Linked DNA regions of Homo sapiens: region 2 is linked to region 1. The links are chromatin contacts, found by Hi-C or POLR2A ChIA-PET in ENCODE. All regions are on one chromosome and are shown on one strand. The core of a region is the stretch at or near the end of the contact, and the rest is flanking DNA. Distances in the headings are between cores, read along the strand shown. Region 1 overlaps NEO1 (neogenin 1). Region 2 has its middle 86 kb from the start of ADPGK.

Region 1 (3,091 bases), core at 238-2,737:
CCAACTTAAGGGTAAATTGTCTCTGCCATGAAGACATGTTGAGGAAAAAACAAGCCTATAAACTCTGTTTGTTAAATAAAACAACTAGTACACCAATTCCATTCAATAAAAGAAAGGCACTGGCTAGAGAGTTACAGTGTTCACAGTTACTTTAGAACAAACTGGCTAAAATTAAGGACAGATAGAAACTGTCTAATGGCAACAAGAGAGCAAAGCACAGAGAAGAAAAAATGTGAGTGGAATCAATGGGGGAAAGGCATACTCATCCACTTCTTTCATACTCCTGAAGCTTATTGCCATCAATTATTTGTAGGTCTCCCCCAGGAACAGTTTTCCCTACTGGGTTATTTACATAACCTAACTTCAGAAAGCTCTCACTTTTCTTCCCTGACAAACAAAAAGAGAGAGAAAAAACAATTCTCAAACAACTTTGCTTTGAGAATTTTTCTTTCATTTATACATCATATATTCCATCATTCTATTGACCAAGGTCCCTATCACTATTAGAAGAAAGTTGCCAAATCTCTCATTCCTTCCTCTAATACAATCTGCTTTGATATATGCAAAGGTCTCAGAAGCTTATCTGACTGAACAAGAACACAAGTTCTCATTTCCTAATAACTTCCTGAATATTTTATTATCGTTTCCGCCCAGGAAATTTATTCACTCTATGTAGCTCCAACACAAACAGTTCATTTCTGAAGGGAAACTATTCAAGTATAGCAGAAACTCATATAAAAGAGTACTTCCAATAGGCTGTTGTTAAACTATGTATCCGAGTGAAAAAATGAGTTGAAAATACATATGAATTTAGAAATACACAAAAAATAAAGAGAGACATTTATTTAAAATAAAAATATTTTCCCATACTAATTGATTAAATACAAAGAAAACCCACTGGCCTATTTGATTGAATAGTACCAACAGCAAAATTGATTGAATAGTACACTTAAGATCTAGATTTACGTTTCAACCATACCTACATTTCAACTATAACGCAGTAAAAATATATTTTAAAAGTCCAAAAGTAAGATTTGAGTAATTTTGGCCATTAGCGAGAAAAATTATTGGTACTCTTTTCAAGGGAAAAAGATTTCTAGAAATTGCCTTAAATGTCTTAACATAATTTGTATTCCTAGGGCCACAATTTTGGGCCTATTACATGGCATAATAGCCTACAATACATGCCAAACTTCACAGTAAATCCTCTCTGCTCTTTGGAGCTAAGGATGTGGGGCAGTAAACAACCAGTAACAATAAGATTCCAAAACAAAATCTATTTGGGCATTCTCTTTGCCATACACAACTCTGAACAATTAAAAAAGAGCTTCTTTCCTTTCTCTTTGAAATAGAGGAAGTAGTCTGACTAAACAAAGGGTATAAGAGATAATGCACTTAGAAAGAAAGGGAATTCCAGGAGGGAAAACCACACTGTTTAGTATTTCGTAATGCAGCAAGCTGGTTAAGAGCCTGGCCTGAGTTCAAATTCCTGCTTGTCATTTACTAGGTATATAACCACAGATTAAATGACTTACTATATCAACACACTTTTTAAAAATCTCCAGCACACAGTGCTTTACACATGAGAAAACTAAAGCACAGAGAGGTTAACCAGCTTGCCTAAGGTCCCCAAGACCTTAGAAACACCCAGCGCTGCTAGTGTTTCTAGAGGAGGCATGAAGGAAGAGATCTGCAGAAAGATACAAGGAAAATACAGCTAACTGTATCTTAACTCAATAGAAACATAGAGCATCTACTGTATCTGTGCAACCAACGGTTGCCCGTGCCACACCCTACACCTCAGTGTCCCTAAAATCTTTTAAGAACACTTTACTGTGTGTTAGACCTCTTATTTAGCAGGACGGTAGGAAACACTGCCATTGTTTTAGATAAACAGAGCCCTTTGTGGACTGGGGCTGGGAAATGAAACTAGACCAGCCACCTATACTGCTCCTCCTGAATCATCCTTGAAGACATCAGCATGAAAACCAACAAATTTCAGGTGATAAAAATCTACAGAACATTCAAACATCCACTGTGTTTAATACGGCAACACAACTGAATACAGTATATCACAGAAAGCATTCTACATTGTCAATATCCTTCTCCCTGCTTCTCCTGCAGGGATTCTCTAGCTTACTTGAACAGGGAACACTTTCCCCTCCCCTAATATAAAACTATTAAACTACTAGATTAGAAGAACAATGGTCCATGAAACACCAACTTGGGTAAACAGCCTAGACTGAACCCACTCTTCCAATTCACAGTATACACCACTGTCAGATCAAGGACGCTTCTTTTCTATCCCTTTCTTGTGCCACTTCACATCACCACCCTAAACCTCCAAGTAAATTACTTTCTGTTGCCCATATCACCAATGCTTTCCCACTTCTGGATGTTTGCTCATTATACTTCCTCTCCCGCTTCCCATCGCCATAGGTCTGTCTCCACTGCTAAGCCAGGGCCAACATCCTGCGCAATGGACAGAGGAACCATGTACCCAGCCTTCAAGATCTATCAAATTCTATCATCCCATAAAGCTTACACTGAGTTGCTTCATGGAAGTAACCTTCTCATTTTTAGAAAACCCAAAGCACTCTGCACCCCTTTTACAGCATATATCACCTTCTCCTCAGCAGTATTATTTTTACGTATGATATGCCATTTGTTAGACTGGTAACTTATTTCTCCCGTTACCTAGCACAGTGCCTCATACATAGCTGCTCAATAAATGCTTGTTGAATGAATAAATGAGTCTGAGAATCTATTTCCCATCAGAGAATCATAATTAGTTTTTGCTAAACACAGTTAAATAGACTGGACTTCTCCTTCAGAGAACACAAACTATTTGAAATTGCCAAGAGCTACATCTTAAATCAGAGAAAGTCACTGAGCTGTACAGCAGAACTTCATTCACACAAGCTTCCTTGTACTTACTTGTTTATGTGTTCTTCTCTGTGAAACAGGCCTTTATACTGCCAAAACTGAGTAGGGTGGAGAACATAACTAGTTTAATTTGTGTTTAAAAATATGCAGTCAATTAGAATGTAGTTATGACAACCTGAAAACGGTGGCTCATGCCTGTTATCCC
Region 2 (3,091 bases), core at 317-2,816, 210 kb after region 1:
GCACGGTGGCTCACGCCTGTAATCCCAGCACTTTAGGAGGCCGAGGTGGGTGGATCACGAGGTCAAGAGATCGAGATCATCCTGGCCAACATGATGAAACCCCGTCTCTACTAAAAAAACAAAAATTAGCTTGGTGTGGTGGCGTGCACCTGTAGTCCCAGCTACTCAGGAGGCTGAGGCAGGACAATCACTTGAACCCAGGAGGCGGAGGTTGCAGTGAACCAAGATCATGCTACTGCACTCCAGCCTGGCTACAAAGCGAGACTCTCTCTCAAAAAAAAAAAAAAAAAAAGGCATAAAAACTAAGAGATCTTATGATGTGGGAGCCCAACCTAACCTAGGTCTGGGAGACCAGAGAAATATTCCTCGAGGTGTCCTTTGAGCTGAAGGCTGAAAAATAAGTAGAAATGAATTAGAAAAAGGAGGGAAGAACATTCTAGGCAGAGGGATTAGCATGGACAAAGACTCAGTGGTGAGAGGAAGCTTAGCAAGTTCAAGGACCTGTAAGAAGCTAAGTGTGGCTGGTGCAGGGCTGGGAGTTCCTGTCATGGCAAAATGACAATGGGGGTGCAGGTCAGGATCAGAGCACACAGGGCCTGAAATTCTCGTAAAGGCATCTAGTCATTATTCATCTTTATATCTGATATGGTTTGGCTGTGTGTCCCTAACCAAATCTCATGTTGAATTGTGATCCCAAGTATTGGAGGTGGGGCCTGGTGGGAGGTGATTGGATCATGGGGCTGGTTTCTAATGGTTTAGCACCATCCCCCTCATGCTGTCTTGTGAGAGAGTTCTCACGAGATCTGGTTGTTTAAAAACATACAGCACTTCCCTCTTCGCTCACTCCCTCTTTTATTGGCCACGTGAAGACGTGCTTGCTTCCCCTTTGCCTTCCTCCATGATTGTAAGTTTCCTGAGGCCTCCCCTGCCATGCTTTCTGTACAGTCTGTAGAATGGTGAGCCAATTAAATCTCTTTTCTTTATAAACTACCCAGTCTCAGATAGTTCTTTAAAGCAATGTGAGAATGGACTAATACAATGTCCCTGCTTAATCAGTGTTGAATAAATGAATGTAAATTGATGATTGTCTATTGAGAGACACCAGAGTACTGTATGTGAAAACAAATAAAAAATGTTTATCCTTTCCAAATGAATTTGCATCCACTAGTGACTATTTAGATTCAGAGTTGAAAGGCTTGTTTCAAGCAAAAATGACTTCTGATATTTAAAAAGTATTTATAAAAAATTACCAGTGTAAGTATTTATTTAAAATTACCAGTGTATTAAGATCTGTACCAAATACTGAACTGGCCTTGGTTCAAATCAGAGGTATTTCTAACCTATAAAGGAAAGAGACTAGAACAAAGTGCTTATAAAACAGCTTAAAAATACCTACCCCTAAAAGGAGGTCAGGCTGCAGCCTGATCATCCAGGTCACAGACAGTGAGCTGCATCAGTCAACAGTTACCTGGGTAGTTGTTAAAAATATAGCTTGTTAAAAATAGAGTAGTTCAGACTCCACCCCAGACCCAGATCAAAATGTCCAGGGGTGGGGCTCAGGCCACTGCCAGATTGCTATTAAGCAACCCCTAAGCAAACCAAAGTTTAAGGATCCCTAACATAGTGACTTTTTTATTATGGTAATATATCTAGTTTTGTGTGTGTGTGTGTGTGTGTGTGTGTGTGTGTGTGTGTGTGTGGCGTGTTAGTGGTGTTATTTATAGTGAAGCTAGAAAGAGGATCAGAACTAGGACAAGCAAGGTGGGGATAGCAATGGATATCAGGAAGGTTGAGAATAGAAAAGGGAATTGAGTAGGGAGGTGAAGGTTAGGCTCCTGAAATAAGCAACCCAGAAAGTACTGATTAGTCTTTCTTATCACTCGACCTCCCCTGGTGGTAGTGAAGATGTTTAGGTTTCTGGGATACTTTGAGGTCTTATTCCCTAGCCCTGTACCCAATAAGGCACCACCTTGACATTTCTCCTTCTTGCTCACAAAGTGTAATCACACCACTGAGAGTCTGAGAGGTGATGACACACCCCAAGCAGTGGGAGCCCAAGAGCCCGAAGTGGAGGTCAACCCAGAAGCCAGAGCTGCCCTGGCTCCCCATATAGCTGGGGTAGAAGTAGAGGTCGGTCCTACAGGACAAACACCAATCCTCCTGGGAGCAGATGGTGTCTATGGCTAGGGATTTGGTCCTTAACAGTGTCCACAGATTGACTGCTTTGCATCCTACAGGCTTGCTACCTGCGAGACTGACAGACCCTTCCAGAGAGCAGGAGGTCAAGGGGCCCAGATGCTGAGCAGGCACACAGGGGAGGGTACACAGAAGCAGCCCATGAACCGGTTCCTGCAGGGTCGCCTGGCTCTCAGCTAGCCCCTGGTGAAAATATTTCATATTTCCAAACACCCCCCCAAATTGTATTTTTTAACATATGAACATCTTTAATACATATAAATGCTTTCCTAGAGCCTGGTTGTCTGGCCTGGGCTCCCCAGCAAGGGAGGAGAGTTCATAGTCTACTTGAAGCTACATACTGGGCAGAGGAATCTATAGAATATTCACACATCAATGTTTGTTTCTGTGTTGCTGGTAAATGGAGAAGGCTTTGGATAAAGGCTGAGGTTAGTTAGAACCTCAGTTCTTCCTCACTTTTTCCTACTTTCAACACCCCTAGTGGGATTCCAGCTCTCAAACCAGCCTCTCTTTGAAGAAGTTGTGCAGACAACTTCAAATAAGGGAAACCTTCACCTGTAAGCCAAGAAGAGACCTGGCTTTTCTCTTGTGTCCTGGGCTTCTTCCTCACCCTGAGGTTAAAGGACCAGAATTTGTGAGGGGGAGGGGAAGAGGATGCAGAGATGAAGCTCTTAATCACACTCTATGGCAGGCCAAATACTGGCCTCCAAAGATGTCTACACTCCAATCCCCAGAACCTGTGATATGTTATGTTACATGGCAAAAGGACTTTGCAAGTGTGATTAAGGTTACCGATCTTGAGACAGAAAGATTGGTAAATTTAATCACACCTGCAAAGTCAAGTGTGAAAGTTCAGCAGAGAAAGGCTCCCAGCTTTTAAGGGCTCAGGCGATTA

Evidence for each region. Hi-C counts contacts between places; a loop is a spot of excess contacts on that map. ChIA-PET counts read pairs that join two places held with the same protein, here RNA polymerase II (POLR2A). Pooled maps may share reads with other maps.
Region 2: a map of gastrocnemius medialis shows a loop between it and region 1 (2.6-fold over the local background). The contact joins two enhancer-like sites. A Hi-C loop is called at or near these places in 1 of 168 maps with a recorded cell type or tissue (gastrocnemius medialis) and 1 of 50 pooled maps. POLR2A ChIA-PET finds 5 or more read pairs at or near these places in 1 of 52 experiments (RWPE1).

What each region holds. Positions count from the first base shown.
Region 1 is chr15:73,077,312-73,080,402 of GRCh38, reverse strand. All of the region lies in intron 1 of NEO1 (neogenin 1), which reads right to left. Among named protein-coding and RNA genes, the nearest start is that of NEO1, 26 kb to the right of the region's middle. Within about 2 kb of position 1,487, at least 2 of the 41 ENCODE cell types and tissues checked have a DNase peak (open chromatin) inside an H3K27ac peak, as active enhancers do.
Region 2 is chr15:72,868,331-72,871,421 of GRCh38, reverse strand. No RefSeq gene overlaps it. Among named protein-coding and RNA genes, the nearest start is that of ADPGK, 86 kb to the right of the region's middle. Within about 2 kb of position 1,566, at least 2 of the 41 ENCODE cell types and tissues checked have a DNase peak (open chromatin) inside an H3K27ac peak, as active enhancers do.